Linked DNA regions of Homo sapiens: region 2 is linked to region 1. Evidence: chromatin loops called from intact Hi-C (ENCODE). Cell type or tissue: stomach. All regions are shown on one strand. Region 1 has its middle 66 kb from the start of PAGE1. Region 2 overlaps PPP1R3F (protein phosphatase 1 regulatory subunit 3F).

The links. Hi-C counts contacts between places; a loop is a spot of excess contacts. Peaks named below come from ENCODE experiments on the same cell type or tissue, not always from the same donor. Only the 100,000 strongest peaks of a DNase experiment are listed, where the experiment ranks them.
Region 2: a loop joins it to region 1, with 5 times the contacts of the local background. A loop is called at or near these places in 41 of 110 quality-filtered maps.

What each region holds. Positions count from the first base shown.
Region 1 is chrX:49,758,468-49,766,467 of GRCh38, forward strand. No RefSeq gene overlaps it. Among named protein-coding and RNA genes, the nearest start is that of PAGE1, 66 kb to the left of the region's middle. In stomach, a CTCF peak has its summit at 3,222; no DNase peak of the experiment used is centred here; H3K27ac peaks cover 274 bases.
Region 2 is chrX:49,278,795-49,286,794 of GRCh38, forward strand. PPP1R3F (protein phosphatase 1 regulatory subunit 3F) reads left to right here. Exons shown (of 4, transcript NM_033215.5): 2 at 2,612-2,667; 3 at 3,187-3,269; 4 at 7,040-8,000. Among named protein-coding and RNA genes, the nearest start is that of PPP1R3F, 13 kb to the left of the region's middle. In stomach, no CTCF peak of the experiment used is centred here; a DNase peak (open chromatin) is centred at 4,057.

The DNA.
Region 1 (8,000 bases):
CTGGATGACAGAGCAAGACCCTGTTGCTTAAAAAAGAAAAAAGAAGCAAAATGCCTTTCCGAATGATCCCATTGACTGGGCAGAAATGTTACATTGTTAAAATATTTTGTGCCAGCCGCAGTGGCTCACGCCTGTAATCCCAACACTTTGGGAGGCTGAGGCGGGCGGCTCACCTGAGGTCAGGAGTTCGATACCAGCCTGGCCAACATGATGAAACCCTGTCTCTACTAAAAATACAAAAAAAATTAGCTGGGTGTGGTGGCGGGCGCCTGTAATCCCAGCTACTCGGGAGGCTGAAGCAGGAGTTTGAGACCAGTCTATGCAAAATGGCGAAACCCTGTCTCTACTAAAAATAAAAATTAGCCGGGCATGGTGGTGCATGCCTATAGTCCTAGCTACTTGGGAGGCTGAAGCAGGAGAATCGCTTGAACCCAGGAGGTGGAGGTTGCAGTGAGCCAAGATTGCACCATTGCACTCCAGCCTGGGCAACAAGAGTGAAACTCTGTCTCAAAAAAAAAAATTTTTTTTGCACAGTCTTCTCCATGAGATTTATACTCCTAGAGAGCAGAGATAACAACAAGCCTATAAGGCAAGGTAGTATTGTTTTATTTAGTGCCTGCCTATTACCAAAAGAGTTTGAAGCAGTTTATACTAAAAACATAAGAAGAATAATCTTAGAAACCCAGGAAGAAAATTTGGGCAGAGAAGTCTCTGGGAAGCATCCCAAAACTAATGGCTACTGAAAATAAACCTCTCTAAACCCTTCTCTGTCTTTCTCTCTCCTTTCTTTTTCTTTCTCCTTCCCTTCTTGATTTGTATTGTGTTTTCTCAATTAATTATTTTCTCTTTCCTATCCCTTCTTTTTTTCCTATTTGGTTTCAGACGAATTGAGCCAGGTTTCTGAAACCTGAAGCCAAAAGCACCTGTATTAGTCTGTTCCCACACTGCTATAAAGAACTACCTGAGACTGGGTAATTTATGAAGAAAAGAGGTTTAATGAACTCACAGTTCCACAGGCTGGACAGGAAGCATGGCTGGGAAGGCCTCAGGAAGCTTACAATCATGGCAGAAGTTGAAGGAGAAGCAAGCACCTTCTTCACATGGCAGAGCAGGAGGAACAGAGAGCGAAGGGGGAAGCACTACACGCTTTTAAACCATCAGATCTCATGAGAACTCACTATCAAGAGAACAGCAAGGGGGAAATCCGCCCCCATGATCTAATCACCTCCCACCAGGTCCCTCCCCAATACTGGGAATTACAATTCAACTTGAGATTTGGGTGGGGACACAGAGCCAAATCATATCAGCATTCTAATGGATACATCAATCGATTTTCATGGCATGACATTAGGTATGAACTATTATCACCCCCATTTTACAGATGAAGAAACTGAGGCACAGAGGGGTTGAAGATGAAGACTTGCCTAAAATCAAATGGTAAATGGTGGAGTGAGGATTTTGATGAAGATAGTCTGAAGCCAGTAGCTACATCATTAATTATTATAATATATACTGCCAAGTATGAAATCAGATTTTAAACCAGGTCTGTTTAACTCAAACCCCATTGATCTTGACTATTAAACTATGCTCCCTGTGATGAAAATGATGATGACCATGACAATGACAATAACAGTAATAATTATAACTGACATTTATTGAGCTTTTATAGTGTGTCAGCATTAGTCTAAATATTTTTTAAAAATCAACTCATTTTCACAAAAACCCTATGAGTCAGGTACTACTATTATCCACATTTTAGAAATATTTATTTCTATTCATATTCACAAACAAGTATAGGTCATTTAAAAATTCTAGTTAAGACGTAATTCACATACCATAAAACTTACCTTGTTAATCATTTTAATTATTATTTGATTAAGAAATAATACACATCGCCATAAAATTTACAACTGTATACTTTGTACAATTCAGTGATTTTTGTATGTCCACTATGTTGCACAGCCATCACCACTGTCTAATTTTAGAACATTTTCATCACCCCTAAAAGAAACTCTGTATCCATTAGCAGTCACCCTCCACTCAGCCCTTGGCAACCACTAATCTACTTTCTGTCTCTATGGATTTATCTGTTCTGGACATTTCATATAAATGAAATCATACAATATGTGACCTTTTGTGTCCAGCTTTTTTCACACAGAACAGAGAAAAACAGCTACCATTTATTGGTTGCCATGACTACTATGTCCTACGCACTGTTATTGAGAGCTTTGTGTGCCTTATCTTTAATCCTCACAATAACCCTGTGGCAGAGTAGCACTATCATCTTCATGTTAATGAGGAGACCGAGGCACAGAGCTGTTCAGTAACTTGCATAAAGCGCAGCAGCGCATACATGGAAGAGTTAAAACGCAAATCCAGGTCTGTCTGTATCCAAATCCCATACCCTTTACATTCCATCTTTCTGCCTTAGCGTCACATGGATGTGGGCCAGTAATGTGGTGGCATTGCAGCCAGGGCAAAGGAGTTGAGCCAACCACGTGGTGCTGAGAAGCATAGCCCTAAGATCTCCTGGACCTGGTGTCTTTTAGTGGGGTGGGGGCTGGGGATGCCCTATCTCAAGCCTGTGCTCCTGACCCCAGTAAATTTGCCTGCTGAGGTCCTGCTTGCTTACTTCTTCCTGCAGCTTCTTGGCGGCCCCAGCTGCAGTCTTTGGTTTTACTCAATTTGGATGTGTAGGTTACAGAGTTTGTATGGTAGAGTGTCTGTATTTCTTCATCTGGCTTTGGTTACACGTGGAAACATGACAAAGCAAGTCAAGCTTTCTATGAAGAGAAGGACAAAAATTCACTGAACTTATTCAAGTATTCCCCTGAAGTCTGCAGCTCAGGCACATTTCCATCTGGAGCCCATTGAATAGCACCAGCTCCCCTTCTCTGGATGGGCATCTGAGGATGAACTTCTGGTCTTAAGTGATCCTCCACCTCAGCCTCCCAAAGTGCTGGGATTGCAGGTGTGAGACATTGCACTTGGCCCAAAAGCAGATGTTTATACTAATAGGTATGGACAATGAAGAATTAAGTGGTGATTTCCATGCTCTTTATAAGATGGCAGAGAAATGAATACTACTTTTCTAAAAATAGTGCCTGCCAAAAGAGTTTGTTTCAATAATTTGGAAAATGCAGGTCCAAATGGCTCATTCTTTCAGATTGCTGAACTGATTTGCTGTTATTGCGGCTAGAGGCCTCTAAGAGTCACTGTTGAGCTCTCAGAGGAATGTAGAAGCTGACAGGAAAGAGAGGGTCTAGAAGGAAACCTTATCTTATATAACCAGAAAATATTTATCAAATGTGACGCATTAATCTTGATACAATATTATTAACCAAACTATAAAAGTTATTCAGATTTCATCAGTTTTTCCAGGATCCATTCAGGATTCCCCATGGTATTTATCATCTTAGTCACATCATGTCTCCAGTCTGTGACAGCTCCTCGGTCTTTTCTTGTTTTCCATGACCTTGACATTTTAGTGGTCAGGTGTTTTGTAGGCAGTCCCTCAATTTGAGTTTGTATAGTGGTCTGTCATGATTAGAATGAAATAGAAATTTCTCATAAGACTGAAATAGGTTTAAGTTAGTGGAGCCCTCTTGGGGCTAAATTTAAGAAAGGGAGAAGTTAATTTTCTTTGCCCTGCTGCACCTCCTGCATCTTGCCCTCCATTCCCATCTCCAGTTCACTTCTCTCTGCCCTCAGTGGCCAAGTCTTAATAAACACTTATGCTTGCTCTGTGTCCAAACCAATGATAAGCGCTTGGGGCACTGCAGATGGAAGGTGTCTGCCTCCATTCCTCTTTCTCTTCTTTCTTTCCATTTCTTTTCTTTCTTTCTTTTCCTTTCTTTCTTTTTCTTTCTCTCTCTCCTGTTTTTCTCTCTCCTTCTGTCTCTCTGTTTCTCTCTCTTTCCTTCTCTCTCTTTCTCTCTCCTCCTCTCTCTGTCTCTCTCTCTCTCTTTCTCTCTGTCTCAACAGGTGTCCTCAAACTCTAGGAATGAATTCCAATATCCTACATTGTGACCAGAAGGAGGCCCCACAGTACTCCTTCTGAAAGGGTTTGAGCAGAGGGCAGTCAGTCCCGCAGCTGTAATTCATCATTACACCACTCATTGTGTGAAACACAATAATGTCCCATTAGCAAAGTATTAAATCTGAAATGTTTGTACTGAATTCTGGAGAAACTTCCTGAGGTTACCTTCCCAACTGGGTGGTGTGATGTTTCATCTCAGTGGTTCTGATTTTTCTTACTTTCGGTGGAAGGGGGAATAGTAACTTAGTTTTCTGGAGTTTCCAGAGGGATGGGAAATATTATGAAATCAACAACGTTGCAGCTCAGAACATGATCCTTTCAATTTTCACCAGTGGCTAAAATTTATTATCTTTTTCTGATAAAAGTTTGGGGCTTTTAATCACAGCTCCATCGAGCCTCAAGGCTGGAGGAAGATCTTCCAGTCCTTGTCACAGTCCTGTCATTTTACATATGAAATCACCGAGGCCAGAGAGGGAAAAACAACCAATTACTCAATCAATGAAATCTATATTGCTTGTTTTCTGTGTGCTCAGTTCTGTACTGACTGGTAGAAGGGTATATAGGCTTATAGGACATTGTCCCTATCTGTAAAAATCTTCAAGATCTAGCATGGGGGTGTTTACTATTCTGTTTAAGGTGAGCAAGAGCAAGGCAGCAATTATGGCATTGATGCTAAGTATCATATGAATTCATAGATAAGTCCAACAAAAGCTTGAAAAGGCCTTAAAGTGGGGTAGAAATTGAACTGGATATGTCACAATTGATAGGATTTAGAGAGAGGAAAAAGCCAGACAGTGGAAGGCTCCAAAAGCCAAACAGAAAAGGTTGAAAGATTTGAAGCAAGAGTGCCATGAGGGGGCCAGTGTGGGGTTTTTTTATTTTCTTGTTTGTTTTGAGACGGAGTCTCACTCTGTCACCCAGGCTGGAGTGCAGTGGTGTGATCTTGGCTCACTGAAACCTCCGCCTCCCGGGTTGAAGTGATTCTCCTGCCTCAGCCCTCCTGCGTAGCTGGGATTACAGGCACGTGCCACCACGCCTGACTAATTTTTTTTTTTTGTATTTTTGATAGAGACGGGGTTTCACCACATTGGTCATGCTGGTCTCAAAATCCTGACCTCATGATCCACATGCCTCGGCCTCCCAAAGTGCTGGGATTATAGGCGTGAGCCACCGCGCCCAGCCTCTTGATTGTTTTTGAGACAGGCTATCACTCTGTCGCCTTGCTGGAGTGTAGTGGTGCGATCACAGCTCACTGAAATCTTGACCTCCCCAGGGCTGAGTCTTCCAAGTAGCTGGGACTGTAGGTGCATGCCACCATGCCCAGCTAATTTTTCCTATTTTTTGTAGCGAAAGGGTCTCACTATGTTGCTTAGGCTGGCCTCGAACTCCTGGGCCCAAATGATTCCCCTGCCTCGGCCTCCCAAAATGTTGGGATTACAGACATGAGCCACCATGCCTGGGTGAGGGGAGCAGTGTTTACAGAAACTTAATCTAATTGAGATGTGCAGTGGGATCAACTGTTTCGAGTGGGAGAGTCATTGCCAGGCAAGTGTGACATTTATTCTGTGCCTCTCAGAAGCAGCACCAAAGCACTGTGGTCCACTAGTGAAACTAGAAATCAGGTAGGAAAGAAAAATTCTGCTATATCGAGGCAGCAGGAGAGACTTTTTGTAGTAAATGTATCCTTGAGTGTTCCTTAAATTTTAATAGAAAAAGTACATTGGTTAACATGTTTAAAGTGCTTATTATGTGCTAGCCATTGCTATGTGTGCATTGGTTCACGTAATCTCTCTGATACAGACGAGGAAACTGAGGCTTGTAAAATAAGTCGCTCCCCTTAAATCATAAGGCCAGAAGATAGCAAAGTAAACTTTCCTAAATAGACCTGTCTGATTTCAGAGTCCCTATCTCCTGACACCCTACACGTGGCGGCATTATTTCTTCCATGTTAGAGCTGGAGGAAATTCTAGTCCAAACTCTTGTTTTAATGAAGAGCAGGCCAAAGGCCAAACAATCAGAGTGGTGCACCTAATCCTTGATCATTTTGTTCTTAAAAATGTTGGTGCCTCTGACATCAGGCATCTGGATGCTGGGGATGGAGTATCTGGTCCTGATGTCACAGAGTAACTTAGGGGAACAAACCCTCTCTAAAAGAGTTCAGGCTTTAGACTTTCTGACTAACATTGGGGTCCCCATATTATTCAGTGGCTCTTTCCCCTCCAGTTATGACTTGAGATCTGGTTCTGGAAAAGGCTGAAAGGGAGGCCTTCCTGGCAGGAACCCAAGACTGCATACTCCATGCACCTGGAGCTGGGCAGTCATTGTTGGGGATGGGGGGAATAGATGTTATCCCACCTTCATATTTTGATTCCTGTGACTCTGAAGGCTTTTCTGTTTGGACAAATATATCATCTAACGTGGCCAGTGTGTGTCATTGGGCAAATTGCTTGCCTTTTCTGAATGTCAGCCTTTTCCTTTGTAAAGTAAGAATAGTGATCATATCTACCTTTTTAGGGTTGTGGGTGTGAGAATGGAATGGCTTTGGTTAAGTGTACAAAGTAGACACTCAATGAATGTTAGATCCCTGAAATACCTTGGTAGGAAAGGCAGTGGGTGAAAAAATGGCAAGATCACTTAATTTGGAATTAGACAACATTGATGATGCATTTAGGATTATCAAACTTGGGTGTGTGGTCTTGGGCAAAGCAGCTAAGTTCTGGCTGTAGTCTCACCTGAAAAACAAAGAAGCTCATTCTAAATGGAGCACATGCTAATCATTAAGAAACTAAATGGTATGCAAAGCTATGGAGAAGGAGAAGCAGATAAAAAAGGGAAGGGAGAAGGGAATTGTCAAGAAATCCACTTTGCTTTTGCACATCTCACATATTTGCCAAAAGCCTCTGCTTTCATGGAGACATGAGTCTAATAAAAACATAACTGTTGTCTCTAAGGTTAGTTACTACAAAAAAAAAACCCCACACAAACATAAAACCTATAACTGCAAACTACAGGTAGTTTTAGAGAGACTTAGCCATAACAGTAATGGTAATATTTACCATTTTTTGAATGTATGCTATGACCAATAACTGAGCTGGATGCTTTACACACAGTATATCCATTTTTTCCTAGCAATCCTGCAAGGTGACAATTATTGAAAACAGTTTACAGGTGAGGACACCAAGTTTTCAGATATGTTAAGCTAATCTTCCAGGTCTCCTGCAGATGAAAAGTGGTGGAGATGGGATTCCAACTCAGGTTTCTTGGGCTTCAAATGAGTTGCTCTTTCCCTTATGCCAAGATGTTTTTCATTTGTATCAAGTGCTAATCTTTAAAGTTGGTCTGATTAAGAGGCTCCCTTTATTTTCAGAAGCTGTAGCCAGATCATAAAGCCTTCCTGGTGTTCCTTTTTAGGGATGTTTTTCAGAAATACACAAAGAAGTCAGCCATGTTGCTTTCAATGATAGCCTGTTTAGGGGCCACATAGTATCTTACCTTTGGGTTCCCTACCTTATTCACCACATATGACTCCAAACATAACTGAATGGTTTCTGAAATGAAAATTCACACTCAAAAGACATACCTTTGCTACAGTTGTAAATATTTGAAAAAATTATGCTTTGCAATTTGAAGGCAGTTTCAAAAAGAGGTGTTCCAGAAATGCCTTTAGTACTGGCAACACCATTGAGAACGTAAGATGACTGCTTTAGAAATGAACAAACCCATCTGGAAGTTGAAGTATTGACATGGAGACTAAAAACAACAAGATATAATTCCTCCCCATCTCCCACCCCAACCAAGGTATTCCATGTCTGTAAGATGAGTGGGCTGTAAATTTGTGTGTGCGTATTTGGGGTCCCCCAACATAATAGACCACAGGAGACTGGGAGACAGATGTGGAGTTTCCCCTTAATCTTCTAGTACCTGAGTTCCTTGCCCTAAACCTAGATGATGGTTTTTAACT
Region 2 (8,000 bases), 480 kb before region 1:
AAGGCAGGTCCAAAGAAAAGCCTGCATGAAGGAGGAGGGAGGGATCTTGTCTAGTATTGATGCCTCCCTCTATCTACTTCTAGAAAGGATGGAGATGGGTTGGGTAAGACCCCAGTCTCCCTCATCCAAGAAGCAGCAGCTGACTGGGTAAGAGCCAAAAGGCCTGGGTTGTGATGTGAAGTGTATGACCTTGAGCCATTTACTCAGCCTCTGTTTTATCCTCTGTAAAATGGAGACAATAGTACTGCCTGCTTCAGAGGATTACAAGTACCTGTCTCATAGGGTGATTGTGAGGATTGAATTAACACATGTTGCCCAGGCACCGTGGCTCATGCCTGTAGTACTAGGACTTCGGGAGGCTGAGATGGGAGGATCGCTTGAGTCCAGGAGTTCACGACCAGCCTGGTCAACGTAGGAAGACCCCATCTCTAAAAACAAAATACAAAAAAACAAAAACAAAAACCAAAAAACCCCAAAAACTTCTTTAAAAAAATGTGAAGCACTTAGAACAGTGTGTAATGCCATAGTAGGTACTATGTATGGGTCAGATGGTGATACTCGTTTCTGTGAAGGTAATTGGTTATGGGTTTTCAAAAAGTTTCAACCAGGCCGGGCACGGTGGCTCATGCCTGTAACCCCAGCACATTGGGAGGCCGAGGAGGGTGGATCACCTGAGGTCAGGAGTTTGAGACCAGCCTGGCCAACATGGCGAAACCCCGTCTCTATTAAAAATACAAAAATTAGCTGGCTGTGATGGTGGGTACCTGTAATCCCTGATACTTGAGAGGCTGAGGCAGGAGAATCACTTGAACCTGGGAGGCAGAGGTTGCAGTGAGCCGAGATCATGCTATTGCACTCCAGCCTGGCGACAGAACGAGACTCCATCTCAAAAAAAAAAATTTTTCAACCATTGTCAGAAGTATCAAGAATGTCACATTGCCTCTTAGGAAGAAAAAGGTGTGGGCATTCGCCCCAGCTCCTCTCAGGTTTTAGTCAATGCTTCCCTCATTTACCTTAATCTGTAGACACTTGATACTCATTTTCAGAATAAGAACAGTGACTTCTCCATGATGAGATGCCACCCCTGGGAGGACCCACCTGAAATGCACTCGGCTTATGCCACTCAGGGATCTGACTGGCCTGGTGAAGGAGGAGCAAGACCCATAAATATCTACAGTTGATTCAATCCCAGCTGTGTGTCAGGCCCTGATTTCTGGCTGTCCATCCTCATTCCTCTTGACTGCCCTGTGCTTAGTGCACATCCTGACTCCCCGGGGCTCTGTTTTATGAGTGAGGAGGTGAAGCGACCTGCCAGGCTGATACGGGGACGAGAGGGTTAGCATAGGGACCCAGGCCTCTGTGACCTCCCTCCCAGTCTCCATTTGCATTCCTTCCTCTGCCTCACAGTCTTGTCTACCTGCCATTTCTTAGAAAAGGTGTTTTTGTTTTGTTTTGTTTTGTTTTGTTTTTGTGAGATAATCTCTCACTCTGTCGCCCAGGCTGGAGTGCAGTGGTGTGATTTCGGCTCACTGCAATCTCTACCTCTTGGGTTCAAGCGATTTTCCTGCCTCAGCCTCCCAGGTAGTTGGGATTACAGGCGCCCACCACCACGCCCAGCTAATTTTTATATTTTTAGTAGAGACGGAGTTTCACCATGTTGGCCAGGCTGGTCTTGAATTCCTGACCTCAGGTGATCCACCTGCCTCGGCCTCCCAAACTGTTGGGATTACAGATGTGAGCCACCGCGTCTGGCCCTTTTTTTTTTTTTGAGACTGAGTTTCACTCTTGTCCCCTAGGCTGGAGTGCAATGGCGCGATCTTGGCTCACTGCAACCTCCGCCTCCCAGGTTCAAATGATTCTCCTGCCTCGGCCTCCCAAGTAGTTGGGACTATGGGCGTGCACCGCCATGCCCAGCTAATTTTTTGTATTTTTAGTAGAGACAGGGTTTCATCATGTTGCCCAGGCTGGTCTTGAACTCCTAACCTCAAGTGGTCTCCCTGCCTCGGCCTCCCAAAGTGCTGGAATTACAGGTGTAAGCCACCACGCCCAGCCGAAAAGATGGGTTCTTCTATCTTTTCTCTTTCCATAGCCAGGAATGTATCCTAAAGAAATGATACAAGTGTCGATAAAACTATGCCCAATGCTGTTTGCTGGTTTGCTTTGCAACCTCTAAATGAAAGAACTTAGCTGCTCAGTAGGAAGGGAATGGTATGATATGAGTATTAAGCAGCCATTTGAAATGTTTGCAAAAGTGTATAATGATGTTTCTTACTGTTAAATGGACAAAGCTAGCTGTGAAATTATGTCTGTAGAATCTAAATGATTTCGTAGAATATCTGGAAGGAAATTTTCCAGAATGGTAACAGTAGTTGTCTCTGGCTGATGTGTGATTGTTTTTCTTGCTTCTTTAGACTTTCCTGTATTTTGCGAATTTTCTATAATGAGGCTGTAGGACTTTTAGGATGAGGGGATAAACAAAGGCAGCAGAAGAGAAAACAGCAGCTGTCAGGTGAAGGTGGGCTAGCACAGAGGCTCAGAAGGTGCCAGTGGGTGGCAGAAGTGACCTCTCAGGGTATTATTAGATCCATGTACTCTCTCCTCTGCCCTGCAGGCCTGCCGAGGAGGAACTGAAGACGAAGAACATGGATGATAACACCTTTGCCATGGGTAAGCAATTGGCAAGCTTCGGAAGTTTTAGCTTGTATTTACCATGTCTTTCTTCCTACTGTTTTTCTTTCTATAAAAATGAAAAAGGCTGGGCTCAGTGGCTCATGCCTGTAATCCCAGCACTTTGGGAGGCTGAGGCAGGAGGATTGCTTGAGGCCAGGAGTTCGAGATGAGCCTGGGCAACATAGTGAGACCTCATCTCTTAAAAAAAAAAAAAAAAGACGGGCATGCTGGCATGCATCCGTAGTCCCTGCTACTCGGGAGGCTGAGCTGGGAGGATCATTTGAGCCTGGGAGGTTGATGCTGCAGTGAGTCATGATTGTGCCACTGCACCCCAGCCTTGGTGACACATCGAGACCCTATCTCAAAAAAAAAATGAAGGGGTACCCTCTGCTTTAGATTGTCACAGAAAGCTTCAGAGGCAAAACTGCCAGTTGGCTAGGATGGCAGATTTTCTTAACAAAACCATACCTACTTGTATGCCTGTCTTGCCCAATGCTGCCTTTCTCTTCCCTCTAGCAGAGCATCCTGATGTCCAGGAGTCAGTGGGTCCACTGGTAGCCCCCACCCCTCTCCGTCCATGGCCCCAGATGACACTTCAGGTAAGTGGGTCCTTGCAGCCTTGGAGTAGACAGCCCAATAGGAGGCTCACAGTGTGACTATTGCTGGGCTGGGTGGTGGGGCCCACTAGCTCTGGGTCCTCCCTGGGTTGGAGGGAGGGCACAAAACTCAGAACCTGATGGGGGAGGGGGAGAATGCAGTTACTCAGCTGGGCTTGTAGAAATGTCATTTGTTAATTTAGCAAAAATTTATGGAGTGCTTGTTCTGTGCTAAGCACTGTTACAAACATGCAAAAACGCTCTTTGAGGGGGCTTATGTGTTAGTAGGGTGAGACATGATAAAGTAATAGAATATATGGTACTTTAGGTGATGATGAGTGATAAGGAAAAATAGAAAGGAATAGGGAGTGGGTGAGAGACTCTGTGTGTGTGTGTGTGTGTGTGTGTGTGTGTGTGTGTGTGTGTGTGTGTGTTGTGGGCGGGGGTCGGTTGCAACTTTAGATTGGGTGGCCTGGGAAGGCTTTAGTGATTAGTGAGATCTGAGCGAAGATCTGAGGAAGGTGAGAGAGTGAGCCACGTGGATAACTAAGGGAAGAACATCCCAGGCGAGTGTGAAGTTCCTGAGGTGAGGCCATGACTAACGTGTGTGAGGGACAGTGTAGAAGCCAGCGCAGCAGGGGCAGAACGAGGGAGGGGGAGAGTGGTGCGGGGTGAGGGAGAGAGGTGGCTGAGGACAGATTGGGTGGTGCCTCACAGGCCATGGTGAAGACTTTGGCTTTTACTCCGAGTGAGGGGGAGCCGCAAGAGCATTGTGGACGGAGGAGGGATGTAATCTGATTTAGGATTTAACAGGCTCCCTCTGGCTGCTGCTTGGAAAATAGACGTCAGAGTAAGGGTGGAAACAGGCGACTCGTGAAGGGGAGGCCACTGCAGTGGTCCAGGCGAGAGTGATGGTAGGTAGGGGAGGTAGAGACATTTTGGAGGGTGTGTGTGTGTGTGTGTGTGTGTGTGTGAACTTTTTAATTACAAAAAGTTTCAAACATACAAAAGTAAAATAGTATAATGAACCTACGTACACCATCCCCCAGCTTCAGTAAATATCAACACGTGCTCATTCTTATTTTATCTGTACCCCGTCTCCTCCCTCCCATTCCCTCTGGAATTATTTTGGAAGACATCCAGACATCATCCCATCCATAAATACTTCTGTTTGTATCTCAGAAAATTAAGAACTCTTTTTTGTTTTTTTTTTTGAGACAGAGTCTCACTCTGTCACCTAGGCTGGAGTGCAGTGGTGTGATCTCAGCTTACTGCAACCTCTGCCTCCTGGGTTCAAGCAAGTACATCCAGCTAATTTTTGTATTTTTAGTAGAGACGGGATCCGTTGCCTTGGCCTCCCAAAGTGCTGGGATTACAGGTGTGAGCCATCACGTCTGGCCAGAAAATTAAGAATTCTTAACCCCACAATACTATCATCACACCTTAGAAAATAAACGGTAATTCCTCAGTATCATCAAGTATTTGGTCAGTGTTCAAGTTTTCTTCTCTCATAAGTGTTTAGGATCCAAACAAAGTTGACATGTTGCATTTGATTGATGTGTCTCTTTAGATTTTTAAAATCTCCCCCACTTTGTTTCTTTGCAATTTGTTGGTTGAAGAAACTTTGCTTGTCCTGTAGAATTTTCCAGTCTGGGTCTGGCTGATTACATCCAGGTGGAAATACATTTCTTACTCCATTTTTATTAATTTATTAATTATATTAATTAATGTAATCTTATTAAATTTATTTAATTTATCAAATTGTATTAAACGAATGTATTTAATCTTTTATTATTAAATTAACTAGAATTAACTCTATTTAATTCTATTATTCCCACTTCCTTTATTAGCTAGAATTCTTCTCTAAAGAAAAACTGTCCCACACCAGCTATTTGGCTACTTTGAGATATAGTTTGTGCAGAAAAAGCAGTGTAAATATTTAATTTTTTCCATTTTATTTACCAGTTTTCAGAGAAGTACTACTACAAAGGTGACCAATAAAAGGATTTTTGGTTTTGTGTCATTATGAACTCATGAATTCTAAACATATTTGAATGAGTTTCAATCCATTGCACTTATTTGTTTGCTTTTTTTGATGCTTAAATTGAACTATCCCTGGCTAGTAGGAGCTTATTGAGATGGGCTACTCTGTCCTTTTGACACGCCCTCATCATTCTGTGAGCCTTTCTCACATCTTCCATGACAATATGTGCTAGGTTCATCCTGTACTCTCCCTGCCCCAAGCCTGGAAACAGCCATTTCTTTCTTGCTTTTCTTTTCTTTATTTTCTTTTTCTTTTTCTTTCTTTTCTTTCCTTTCCTTTCTTTCCTTACCTTTCCTTTCTTTCTTTCCTTTCCTTTGTCTCTCTCTTTCTTTCTTTTCTTTTACTTTATTTTTCTTTCCTTTCTTTCCTCTCTCTCTCTCTTTCTTTCTTTTTTCTTTTTCTTTCTTTTTTTTTTTTTTTTTTTTGAGTCAGAGTCTTTCTCTGTCGCCCAGGCTGGAGTGCAGTGGCACAATCTCGGTTCACTGCAACCTCTGCCTTCTGGGTTCAAGCAATTCTCCTGTCTCAGCCTCTTGAGTAGCTGGGATTACAGGCACATGCCACCACACCCGGCTGATTTTTGTATTTTTGCAGAGATGGGGTTTCACCATGTTGGCCAGGCTGGTCTTGAACTCCTGACCTGCCTGGTGATCCACCTGCCTTGGCCTCCCAAAGTGCTGGGATTACAGGCGTGAGCCACTGAGCCTGGCCAGAAACAGCTATTTCTTTAAGGAGCACTGATTCCTTTCAGTGGAGAGTGGCATTCAAAGGCCAAGATTTGGGGGCTCGGCATGCTTGCTGCTACTAGATTGGTCATTGTTTCTAGGCCCTTTCAAAAGATGGAGCTAGGAAATAATTGTTTTTTAAAGAGAAGATGATACATCATGGGTTCATATGGACATCCTGGCTATGTTTTGGGATTTTTTTGCATTTTATTTTTTTTAAAATTTTTTTAATTTTTAATTTTTGAGGGGACATAGTAAGTGTATATATTTATGGAGATGTTTTGATATAGGCATGCATTGTGTAATAATCACATCATGGAGAATGAGGTATGCATCTCCTCAAGCATTTATCCTGTGTGTTACAAACAATCCACTTACACTCTTTATTTTTTTTTTTTTGAGACAAAGTCTCTGTCGCCCAGGCTGCAGTGCAGTGGCACAGTCTCGGCTCACTGCAATCTCTGCCCTCTGGGTTCAAGTGATTCTCCTGCCTCAGCCTCTTGAGATTACAGGCGCACAACACCACGCCCAGCTAATTTTTGTATTTTTGGTAGAGACGGGGTTTCACCATGTTGGCCAGGCTGGTCTCGAACTCCTAGTTTCATGTGATCCGCCCGCCTTGGCTTCCTAAAGTGCTTGGATTACAGGTGAGAGCCACTGTGCCTGGCTACTTACACTTTTAGTTATTTTAACTGGCTCTGTTTTGAAGGTAAGCCAGCAGTATTTAGTGATGATCATTCACCAAATATTCACACCCACCGAATTCCTCAGCTTTATAATCTGCAAGAAGCCCTGTTTTACTGCATCCAATTGTGTTATTTTACCATAGATGACAGTCTTTGGAGTCTAGACAGTGACAGAGGGCGCTTTAAGGCATTTTTATATAGAAACCCCTGTGGGGCTGGCTGTGGGCTGTCACACTTCTTACTGTCTCTGCTTGTTCCATCCCCTCCTCTGCTTCATTCCCTTGCTTTTTCTCTGCCCCCTTGCCCCGGCCATGGCTCCAGGTTTCTGACGTTCCGATGACTGGCAACCCCGCAGAAGAAGGTGATGTCCCCAGAAGCAGTCCACCTGTGGCTTTTACAGAGGTCCTCCAGGCACCGGCCATCAGGATTCCCCCCTCCTCCCCTCTCTGTGGCCTGGGTGGCTCCCCCAGAGACCAGGCCTCAGGGCCCGATGCGAGCGAGGGGGCCACCGGGCCTTTCCTGGAGCCCAGTCAGCAGCAGGCAGAGGCCACATGGGGAGTATCGAGTGAGAATGGAGGGGGGCTGGAGGCTGTGAGTGGGTCAGAGGAGCTGCTCGGTGAGGACACCATCGACCAGGAGCTGGAGCAGCTCTACCTGTCTCACCTGAGCCGCCTACGGGCTGCTGTGGCTGCGGGTGGGGCAGGGGGTGGTGGGGAGGGCTCCACAGATGGAGGGATGTCCCCCAGCCATCCCCTGGGCATACTGACGGACCGCGACCTGATCTTGAAGTGGCCTGGCCCTGAGCGGGCCCTGAACAGCGCCCTGGCTGAGGAGATCACGCTGCACTATGCCCGGCTGGGGCGTGGCGTGGAGCTCATCAAGGACACCGAAGACCCTGATGATGAAGGGGAGGGTGAAGAGGGGCTCTCTGTCACACCCTCCAGCCCAGAAGGGGACAGCCCCAAGGAATCGCCTCCAGAAATCCTCTCCGGGGCCCGTTCTGTGGTAGCCACGATGGGAGATGTGTGGCTCCCATGGGCAGAGGGCTCAGGATGTGACGGCCCTGTGGTTCTGGGTACAGAGGGTCAGTTCATTGGGGATCCTGAGAAAGGGATGGGCAAGGACACCAGCTCTTTGCACATGAATAGGGTGATAGCTGGGGTGACTGAGTCCCTGGGGGAGGCCGGGACAGAAGCCCAGATAGAGGTCACCAGTGAGTGGGCAGGCAGCTTGGATCCCATATCTGGCAAGGAGCCAGCCTCTCCCGTCCTTCTGCAGGGGC